2 separate regions of the Homo sapiens genome follow, and region 2 is linked to region 1. A link is a contact called in ENCODE Hi-C or POLR2A ChIA-PET data. All regions are on one chromosome and are shown on one strand. The core of a region is the stretch at or near the end of the contact, and the rest is flanking DNA. Distances in the headings are between cores, read along the strand shown.

The links. A loop is a pair of places that touch in the nucleus more often than their neighbours do. ChIA-PET counts read pairs that join two places held with the same protein, here RNA polymerase II (POLR2A). Pooled maps may share reads with other maps.
Region 2: a map of K562 shows a loop between it and region 1 (4-fold over the local background). The contact joins two enhancer-like sites. A Hi-C loop is called at or near these places in 12 of 168 maps with a recorded cell type or tissue (A673, GM12878, GM13977 and 7 more), 12 of 37 single-sample maps with no recorded cell type and 16 of 50 pooled maps. POLR2A ChIA-PET finds 5 or more read pairs at or near these places in 7 of 52 experiments (H1, HEK293, OCI-LY7 and 4 more).

Annotation. Positions count from the first base shown.
Region 1 is chr1:16,623,035-16,628,213 of GRCh38, forward strand. It overlaps the pseudogene CROCCP2. Among named protein-coding and RNA genes, the nearest start is that of NBPF1, 12 kb to the left of the region's middle. RefSeq lists an enhancer at 797-1,307 and a silencer at 1,988-2,057. Within about 2 kb of position 1,282, at least 11 of the 41 ENCODE cell types and tissues checked have a DNase peak (open chromatin) inside an H3K27ac peak, as active enhancers do.
Region 2 is chr1:17,027,766-17,033,536 of GRCh38, forward strand. SDHB (succinate dehydrogenase complex iron sulfur subunit B) reads right to left here. Exons shown (of 8, transcript NM_003000.3): 3 at 5,295-5,380; 4 at 835-971; 5 at 1-100. Among named protein-coding and RNA genes, the nearest start is that of ATP13A2, 19 kb to the left of the region's middle. RefSeq lists an enhancer at 2,217-2,716. Within about 2 kb of position 1,251, at least 5 of the 41 ENCODE cell types and tissues checked have a DNase peak (open chromatin) inside an H3K27ac peak, as active enhancers do.

The sequences.
Region 1 (5,179 bases), core at 32-2,531:
ACTGACTCAGCACTTACTATGCGTCAAGCACCCAGCTAAGTATTTTAGACATAACCTCATTTTGTCTTCATAACATGCCTATGTAGTTTATCCTCATCCCCGTTTAACAGATGATGAAATGGAGGATCAGAGGAGATCAGCAGCAACTTCCCACAGCTGCACAGCTACACATAAAGCATCTCCTTTAATGACTGACATGAACATACCTGTCAAGCATTAACTATCAGCATTAATGGAAACGACTACAGGGAATGGAAATGGTATAGCCATCATCTAAAAACCATCTCCCGGGTTGGAAACCCACCAGCATTTCCCTTCCTGGTTCTGTCTGGCTCAGGTGTACATGGACAGGAAAATTAATTTCCATGACCCAAGTAGGTGCTTAGTTAATGTTAGATGAGCAGAAAGAAGCCCTGAGTTCAGAGATTCGATGGGGAACGGTGCAGGGAAGTGGGGCTCGGATTCTGGGGCCAAGAGAGTCATCTGAAAACCACAGAGAACTCAGACTAACAGGCCTGATGACCGATGAACAGCAGTTACTGTTGACTCAGCCAGGCACCGTGCCACGGCCTTACACGCTTTTCCCATGTCATCCTGGCAACAGGCTTAGAAGGTGGGCATTGCCACCTCCAATCATCAGCTGAGGAATCTGCAGCCCAGAGAGGAAAGGGGCTTGCTCAAGGGAAGGTGAGATCTAAGTGGTGGCACAGGACTGGAACCCAGGCCAGCCAGACTCCTACTCCAGTGCTCCCAACTTCTGTGAGACTACAGACATTGGGAGGTTGCAGTCTGGGCTGGAACCTGGTGTTCCCCCCAAGTCCCCAGCCACTCGTACCAGTCAGGGTCTCCTTGGCCAGCAGCAGGGCCTGCCCCTCGGCTTCCAGCTGCTCCCGGCGGGCCTCAAGCTGGGCCAGCTGCCATTGCACCTCAAACAGGCTGCCCTCCAGGGCTTCCTTCTCCAAGCTGCAGCACATACAGTGCGTGAGGCCCTGGGACTCAGCCTCCCTGGCCCCAGGAAACTGTGGATCTCAGGGAGTGGCCAGGCATGGGCCAAGTGCCAATCTACCTGCCTGGCCAGGCCCACACTCCCTGGGGAAGCCTGAGCCCACAGCTAGGACGAGTTGGCAAGCCAGACTCCTTAGTAACTGCCCCTGGGGGCCCGTGCCTGGGTGAGGCTGTTCATGGCGTGGCCCCAGGAGGACCGCCCAGGGCGGGTTGGGCAGAGCCCAAGGCCTTACTGCAGGTGTGTGGCCTCCTCTGACACGGTCCTGCCTTCACGCTCCGCAGGCCGCCAGCTGCACAGCCAGGCCAGCGTGCTCCTTGGCTAGCGCCTCCTTCTCCCGGGCCACTTGCCCCAGCGTCTCCACCTGTCACTGGGCCTCCCACCGGGCCTGCTCCAGCTCCTGCTCCCGCCTGCTCAGCTGCCAGGAGAGCTGGCTCCCACCCAGAGACTGAGTAGCACTCCCAGCATCCCCCAGCTTGTTCATCGTGCAGTACCCCAACTCTGGGCCTAACCCAGTCCTGGCAGAAGGCCTGGGTTCGAGCCCAGGGTCTGCCCTGATGTGCTATATGTACTTGGGCAAGTCATGACCTTCTCTAGATCTGCAATGCACGTGTGTACAAAAACCAGGGCCCGGCCGGACACGGTGGCTCACGCCTATAATCCCAGCACTTTGGCAGGTGGATCACTTGAGGTCAAGAGTTCAAGACCAGCCTGGCCAACGTGGTGAAACCCTGTCTCTACTAAAAATACAAAAATTAGCCGGGCATGGTGGTGCACGCCTGTAGTCCCTGCTACTTGGGACGCTGAGGCAGGCGAACAGCTTAAACCCCGGAGGCAGAGGTTGCAGTGAGCCCAGATCGTGCCACTGCACTCCAGCCTGGGCAACAGAGCAAGACTGTCAAAAAAAAAAAAAAAAAAAAAAAAAAAGAAAAGAAAAATGAGGGTCCTCACTCAGCTTTGGAAGTAACAGAACCCTTGTATTACTCTAAGCAGAGAAGCTGAATATATAAACCAGACCCAAATGCAGCTGCTCAGCAGGCCTCAAGGTGGAGACTTGCACCCTGCTTCCTGCACTCCCTACCCCATCCTCTAGAGGCACCTCCCAGAAACCCAGGCCCTCCAGGATGGACCTTGCATGAAGGTCCCTGGATCCCTGAAACATTAAGGTCTCTTCGAGATGTGAAGTTCCCAAAAGTCTAAGATTCCAATTCTAAAAAGTCTCCACCTATTATTAATCTGTATCATTATTATTATTATTATTGAGACGGAGTCTTGCTCTGTTGCCCAGGCTGCAGTGCAGTGGCACGATCTTGGCTCACTGCAACCTCTGCCTCCTGGGTTCAAGCGATTCTCCTGCCTCAGCCTCCTGAGTAGCTGGGACTACAGGCGCGTGCCACCACACCCAGCTAATTTTTTGTAGAGATAGGGTTTCACCGTGTTAGCCAGGATGGTCTTGATCTCCGGACCTCAGGTGATCCACCCGCCTCGGCTTCCCCAACTGCTGGGATTATAGGCGTGAGCCACTGCACCCGGCTAGCCCCATGTTATAAATGGGGCAACTGAGGTATGGGAGGTTGGGCAGCTTGTCCAAGGTCCCCAGCTAGGAGAAGTGGGACTGGATTTAACCCAGAAGCAGGCTCCAGTGCCTGTGACTTAACCCAGGACTGGATGCAGGAGGCTGCGAGCCTGGCCTGCCCCACATGCTCTCCAGACCACCCCACACACAGTTTGGCCTACCTGTGCTAGCTGCTCCTGCAGCCAACTGAGCTCATGGTGCAGTGTGGGGAGCTGTTGCTCCAGCGCCTCCTGGGCCTGCTCCGCCACTCATAGGGAGCCCTCCAGGCCCTGCCGTGCCACCTCCTGCTCCAACCACAGCTCCTCCAGCCACTCCTGCTCTGCCGGCGCCACTGTGGCCTCCTGCTCCGCCTGCCGCTGCCGGCCCTGCAGCATGGCCTTTTCTTCCTCCAGCTGTGGGCCGGAAAGGAGTGGGGCCTCATGAGCAGGGCGTCCCTCCCAGGACCAGGACGCCTCCTCCACCCACCCACCAGCCACGATAGCCCAGGGGAGGCTCCCAGGGAATGAGGGACAGTGCCCTTGGGTGTGTGGGACACTGGGGAGGGGGAGATGAGGAGGGCCCATGGAGCGTCGGTGCTTTGACTCCTAGAGAGGACAGACAGACAGACGGAGATAGACAGAGAACCAGAGACAGAAAGGGAGGCAGGGGCCAAGACAGGTGCAGGGCCGGGCCCAGGGTGCCTCACTGAGTGGGGAGGACGGGTGGGCAAGGTAGGTGGGCCCGCAGGTGCACAGTGTACCTGGGTGACAAGGCAGTTCAGATCCAACTTGTCCTGAGCAAGGCTCTCGTTGAGGGCGCTCAGCTTGGACAGGGAGTCCTGCAGGGAGGCCTCCTCTGCCCTCAGCTTGGTCACGGAGAGCTCGAGCTCCATGCGGCCAGCCTCACCCTGCAGGGTCAGGCCCCAAGAGATGAGGAAGGGCAGAAAGGTCGGGAGGAGGTGAGGAGAGACAAGAAGAGACCCAGAGAGATGGACCCTCGGAGACAGGGGAGGGGAGACAAGGAGGGGATACGGCGTGAGATGGAAAAAAAAATCACCGCAGAAAGCCTGCTGCTTATGGAGCCATTTAAAAGCCATGCACCGCAAAGCTGTGCAAAAATAGCTCAAGCTGCAGGGCAGGGCCAGAGTTCAGAGGATCCCCTGAGTAAGGTCTAGGGATAGCACTGCTCAGAGCCCAGGCTGCAGCGGACAGCGCAGGCCCCCCCGCCAAGGACCCTCTGCGCTGTGGCCACAACTCTCAGACTCCAGGAGCTGAATCTCAGGATGACCCTGAGCTATAGGCACTGCCCCCAGGAGCATCCAGAACAGCAGGGATACGGCCATAAAGAGAGGTCAGTCCACTTATGGCTGGGACCAGAGGTCCAGAGGTCTGTGGCCTGTGACAAAGATCAGCCTGTATCCAGAAGGAAGGGGTCAGTCTGTGACCAGGCTCAGAGGTCTGCCTGACACTGGGACCAGTCTGTGCCAGAGTGACAAGGCTTGGGGCTGGGGGTCAGAGGTAGGTTTGTGGTTGTGCAGCAGACAGGGACCCACCTTGGTCAGCGCCTCGGCCACCTCGGTCTTCTCGGCCTGCAGCATGTCCCGTTGCAGCGTGGCGCGGCTCAGCGCCTCCCTCACCTCCACCAGCTCCTTGGCCAGGACTGAGCGCTTCCCTTCCAGCTGCTCTAGTTGTCTATGGCTGTGGGACAAAGGGTGGGTGGGTGGCCCATGTCACTTTCCTGCCCGAACCTCCTGTAGCCAGCAAGATGCTGGGCCGGGGACCAGGCCTGAGGCACGAGTTTGGAGAGAAACAGCCTGAGCCACAGGGCAACCAAGCCCACTACCGCTTAGCTCCATGACCCTGGGCCTCCGTTTTCACATCTGCAAAATGAGGTAACACTTGCCTCGTGACATTGTTTGTTTTTTTGAGACAGAGTCTTGCTCTGTCGCCCAGTCTGGAGTACAGTGGTGCGATCCTGGCTGACTGCAACCTCTGCCTCCCAGGTTCAAGCAATTCTCCTGCCTCAGCCTCCCTAGTAGCTGGGATTACAGGTGCTCACCACCACACCTGACTAATTTTTGTAGTTTTAGTAGAGACGGGGTTTCCCCATGTTGGTCAGGCTGGTCTTGAACTCCTGACCTCAGGCGATTCGCCTGCCTCGGCCTCCCAAAGTGCTGGGATTACAGGCGTGAGCCACCGTGCCCAGCCTGTTTTAAGGATACAAACTTCACATGTGCTTAAAATAGTGCCTGACACATCTCCCCAAGGACCTTCAGAAACAAGAATAACATGCTCCACCACAGTCTACTAAACATCATCAGCGATCACGTCCCTGAGAGGTAAGCAGCGCAGTGGTGAAGAGGTTAACTCTGAAGGCAGAATGTCTGGGTTCAAATCCTGGCTCTTCTGCTAACTGTGTGACCTGGGGCAAGTGACATGGCTTCTCTGTGCCTCAGTTTACCATCCACAAAATGGAGATAACAGCTTCTATGTCACAGAGTTATCATGGAGTTAAATGAGAGAACTGAATTGCTTAAAATGGTATCTGGCACTTAGTGAAATTAGTAAGGATATTATTATTCTTCTAACTAAATTTTTAAAATACTACTACTAATATTACTA
Region 2 (5,771 bases), core at 1-2,500, 400 kb after region 1:
CTATGGACTGCAGATACTGCTGCTTGCCTTCCTGAGATTCATCCTTCTTCTTCAAATAAGGCTCAATGGATTTGTACTGTGCATAGAAGTTGCTCAAATCCTGTGGTTAAGAGGAAGAAGAAGAAGAAGAAGAAGAAAAGGATCAGATTCCATCATCACCTCAGCTTTATTTACCCCATTTCTTGGACACTGACTACTCGTCCACTCTATGCCAGGCAGAAGCCAGACTCTTTTCCTTTGTCATGAATATATGCAAAGATTACAAAAGGAAAAATGGTCACAATGTTAAGCATGGTTAGGAAACCTCTCCCTCACCTACTTGGGAAACCTGCCAATCCCACAGTCCTTTCTGCCCTTGAAAACACCACGTCAGCAAAGGTGTTCAAATATAGGGAGGTAGAAATTAAAGTGGGACTCATAAACAGCTGTTGCTTTCCCAACTGGCATTTTCCACATGATTTCTTTGTAGTTATGGCCAAATTATTCATTTCTGGGAATGTTCCAATTCTAAAATTCTGTGCCCCATTATTCTCAAACAAACCTCACCAAATGAGCTGCTGGAGGATTTTCTAGGCGTTTATCTTCTGCCATTCAAATTCTTTAATTAAACTCTGGCCACACTGTCTCAGATCTGGAGATTTTCCTAATCTCTCAGTGACACTGTGGTCCTCCTCCTGCCATAATATAGGAAACAGTCCCATCTATTTACTATCTGACTAGAAGAGGAGCCTTAAATACTCAAACAAATCCTGCCCTGAAAAACTAATAGCGTAACACACATAGCACTGCCCCCCATGCAAATAAAAACAAAACCAGAGAGATGCAGAAACTCACGGGAACAAGATCCTTTATCACATACATGTGTGGAAGAGGGTAGATTTTTGAGACCTTATTGAGGTTGGTGTCAATCCTTCGGGTGCAAGCTAGAGTGTTGCCTCCATTGATGTTCATTGCACAAGAGCCACAGATGCCTGAAAGAGACACACATTTAACACATCCTCACCCATATCCGGAATCAGTCCTGCCCCAAATACTTTCTTCTGGATCCTCCTTGCTGTGCCATCAGGGGCAGCACTGACATGCAACATTCCTCTGACAGAGGTGCCTGTTGGCTTTTCTCCCTTCCTTCCTTCTTCCTGCCTCGAATGTGGTTCTAATGGCTTGAGTTCCAAAAACTACTCTATGACCATGTGGCAACCTTGAGGTTAGAAGCCACATGCCAAGTATGGCACTGGAGGAGGCCAGAGGCCTGGGCGCTGCTGGCACCATGGAGTTTCCACAGCAGTTCTAGCTCCATGTGTCACGTGTTTTGAAGAAAAATCAGCCTGTTTTTTTTTTTTTTTTTTTTTTTTTTTTTAAAGAAAGGGTCTCACTCTGTCACCCAGGCTGGAGTGCAGTGGTGCAATCACAGCTCACTGCAGTCCTCAATGCCTGAGCTCAAGTGATCCTCCCACCTCAGCCTCCTAAGTAGCTGGGACTACAGAAGTAGCCCACCACACCCAGCTAATTTTCTGGTATTTTTTGTAGAGACGAGACTTGCAGAGACAGGGTTTTGTTATGTTGCCCAGGCTGGGCTTGAACTGCTGGGCTCAAGTAATCTGCCTGCCTTGGCCTCCCGAAGCACTGGGATTACAGGTCTGGGCCACCACACACCCGTCAAGCCTATTTTTTTTTTTTTTCTTTGAGAAGGAGTTTTGCTCTTGTTGCCCAGGCTGGAGTGCAATGCCGCGATCTTGGCTCACTGCAACCTCCGCCTCCCCAGTTCAAGTGATTCTCCTGCCTCAGCCTCCTGAGTAGGGGTGGGTGTGGTGGCTCACGCCTGGAAACCTAGATTTTTTAAAGCCACTGTTATTTGAACACAAATCTAACAGACACAATACCCAAAAGTAAAGTAAATCAACATTGTCTTGGTCATCTTAAGGTTGAAGTGACCTGGATACAGATTATTAAGAGATAGCTCTTCTTCTTTTTTTTTCTTGGCTGAGTCTTGCTGTGTCACCCAGGCTGAAGTACAGTGGTGGAGTCATAGCTCACTGTAGCTCACTTTAGCCTCAAACTTCTGGGCTCAAGCGATCCTCCCACCACAGCCTCCTGAGTAGTTGGGACTACAGGCACATGCCGCCATGTGCGGCGAATTCAAAAAAATTCTTTGTAGGTTGGGTGAAGTGGCTCACACCTGGAATCCCAGCACTTTGGGAGGCTGAGGTGGGCAGATCACTTGAGGTCAGGAGTTCGAGACCAGTTTGGCCAACATGGTAACCCCCTGTCTCTACTAAAAATATAAGTCGTGGTGGGTGCCTGTAATCCCAGCTACTCAGGAGGGTGAGGCGGGAGAATCATTTGAACTGAGGAGGAGAAGGTTGCAGTGAGCAGAGATCGCGCCACTGCACTCCAGCCTGGGTGACAGAGCAAGATTCCATCTCAAAAAAAAGAAAAAAATAATTGTTTTTTGTAGAGCAGGTGTCTCACTATATTGCCCAGGCTGGTCTCTAACTCACGGCCTCAAGTAATCCTTCTGCCTTTGCCTCCCACTGTGTTGGGATTACAGGCCTGAGCCACTACACTTGACAGAGGTAAGGCTTCTTCTATTGTCTTCATAAAATACGCAGCATAGTACCCTGGGGCTATGAAATCCACAAAAGCTGACTCAGCATGGACTTTCCAAAGAGGAGAAGAATGAACTAATATGAAACTGAGGCAAAGCAAAGCAAACTAAACAAAAAACGTGCTGACCCAGGACCCCGACATGAGAATTTTCTTAGCCTGGACCTACTTCCTGTATATGGAAATTTCCTGGGTGTTTTGGAATTTAAAAATGATTATGTACTCTAAACCTCTAGTGCCAGTCCTCTGAAGCTGTTTTTTGAAGATCATTAGGTCAGAGAAACCTGATTGCTTGAGAAAGTTGCACTGGTTATCATCTTTTTTTTTTTTTAGATGGAGTCTTGCTCTGTCGCCCAGGCTGGAGTGCAGTGGCACGATCTCGGCTTACTGCAACCTCTGCCTCCCGGGTTCAAGTGATTCTCCTGCCTCAGCCTCCTGAGTAGCTGGGATTATAGACGCCCGCCACCACACCTGGCTAATTTTTGTATTTTTAGTAGAGACGGGGTTTTACCACGTTGGTCAGGCTGGTCTCGAACTCTGACCTTGTGATCTGCCCGCCTCGGCCTCTGAATGCCTGGCCTCACCTTTTTTTTTTTTTTTTTTAATGGAAAGGGAGTCTATGTTTCCCAGGCTGGTCTTAAACTCCTAGCCTCAAGCTAGCCTACCACCTAGACCTCCCAAAGTACTGGGATCACAGGCGTGAGCCACTGCGCCCAGTCGGTTATCACTTTCATAAGACTAGAAAAGACAGTAAGACTCTCCTTCTCCTGTAAATCTTAGAAAGAGTGTAAGGGAACCCAAAGATGTGTCTTAAGCAAATACTCCTAGAGTTCCCCAAGAGACTGGATATTATCAATACATTTATGTATACCTGGCATCCAACTAGAGCAGTTTGCTTTTACAAGAAATGGCATAAAAATTAAAAAAATAAATCCAATGAACTTTCTCTCAAAAAGGCTCCCTGGGAATTCTCTTACAAGATGGGAATTAAAAAAAAAATAAGAAAAACAAGATGGGAATAAAAAGGAGTAGCAATTGATACAATTCTGCTTTATTTTTTTTAGTCCAGATGGGTCACACCTTATGTTCTTGGTTCTGAAAGAGTCCTACAGGGAAAGGTTACTGAAAAGCATCTACCTTTCCTGTGTTGCCAGGACTTAATGGGGAAGGCTGCTGTTTAACTGCCGCAGAATGTTCCCTGAACAGCAGGACTCAGCCGAACTATCATAATATCCATCAGCATTTGCAACGCTAAATAAGATTAGCTGAATCAAAACAGATGTCTTAAAAGACTTGAAATGCTTGAAATGTACAGCTGAACAGATAAAAAGCCATGGGCCGGTATCAATACTGGCTTTTCCTTTTTTTTTAAGGTTTTCTTAGAAAAAAGCTCAGTGTCCTCACAGAATCAAGCTACTCTCTGCTTTTGTTTTATCCCAGGTGTTCCAAGCCAAGTCAGTGCCTGAGAGAGCAGATCTGGAGTCTGGAGTCTGACAGCTTTGGCTGACTCCCGGCTCTCAAGTCACTCTCTATGTGTCCTTGTGGAAGTCCATTACCCTCTCTGGGCCTCACCTTTAAATTGAAGGTAGATAATAAGCACAGTCATCTACCTCATGTCCAGTGCACAGAACAGAGCCGGGCACACAGTCTGGCTCCACGGACATCAGGCCAGTCGGTCTTCACTGCACCCTGTGCAATTTTTGCTATACCTGAGAACCACCTGAATCAACTTTCTTTAAAGTATCTCTTGGGTTTTCTTTAACTTGTTTTGCTTAAATTCACATTAAAAAACCACTTATATCCCTATTATACCATCATTAGTAATTATATTTTTCTTTTTTTTTTTTTTGAGACTGTCTCGCTCTATTGCCCAGGCTGGAGTGCAGTGGCGTGATCTTGGCTCACTGCAAACTCCACCTCCCGGGTTCCTGCCTCAGCCTCCCGAGTAGCCAGGATTACAGGCGTCCGCTATCACGCCCGGCTAATTTTTGTATTTTTAGTAGAGACAAGGTTTCACCATGTTGGCCAGGTTGATCTCGAACTCCTGACGCCAGCTGATCCACCCGCCTCGGCCTCCCAAAGTGCTGGGATTACAGGTGTGAGCCACCGCACCCGGCAGTAATTATATTTTTCTAATACAGAAAATGAATACATTGCTATTCATGTAGAAAATGTTAGTCTGCACACTGCCTCAAATGGGCTCATGTGGCACCAGCAGCACAAGTAACCACATGCTGAGGGAGACACTGTACCAGCCAATCCAGAACACAGCTACCAAGGACATGTCATGCTGGGAGCTGAGGGAGACTCACACATCTCCCCTGCTGGACAAGCATAAGTGCCAGACAGAAACTCTCCACTGCTCCCTTAATAAAAGAGCTCAGCAGCATGGAAGGTGCCAGCCAGCAGGTCCTAGCTAGGCCTTGAAGCGTGGAGCAGCTCACAGGGACCGCCAGATGCAGTAACCACAGGATAGAATGCTCCTGAAGGAAAGTAAACTCAGAAACCAGAACTTGCACCATGGTTAGAATTTTGGATGCATTTACCCAAGAAAAGGAATTAGGTTGCACAGCAAGTTCACCCAGCAGAGAGCTGCAGCTGTTTTCCAGATGTCTCTATCAGCTTTGGCCAGCCCAAGCCTCTTTGGAAGACCACAAGTATCTGGAGCCCAACAGGAATGAAATGCTCACCTTCTCTGCATGATCTTCGGAAGGTCAAAGTAGAGTCAACTTCATTCTTAATCTTGATTAAAGCATCCAATACCATGGGGCCACATCTAACAAAGAAAAATATCCAGTGGTATTTATGTAACGTTCAACCTCCCTACACTTTATCATAATATAATCGGAGACACCTGGATGTATTAGCTTATCCATTTGGTCTTCTCAGGTCACCTTCGGAATTTGTTCTGTAGTTTTGTTTTTGCAGATTCTTACATTTTAAGTACTGCACAGTTCTATTTTGATGATCACAGTGCAAACACATTTCTAGGAAATGGAAAGCTAAAGTAGTAGTAGACAAGTATGACACAACTTCCATACAGTGGCCGAGTTTTTGTTTTTTACTTCTGAAGCTCCCTGCAAAGTTTTTCCAAATAATTTATTTCAAATTTTAGTTTGATTTTTAGGATGTAGACAATAGTTTTAAATAGTAATTAATAATACATA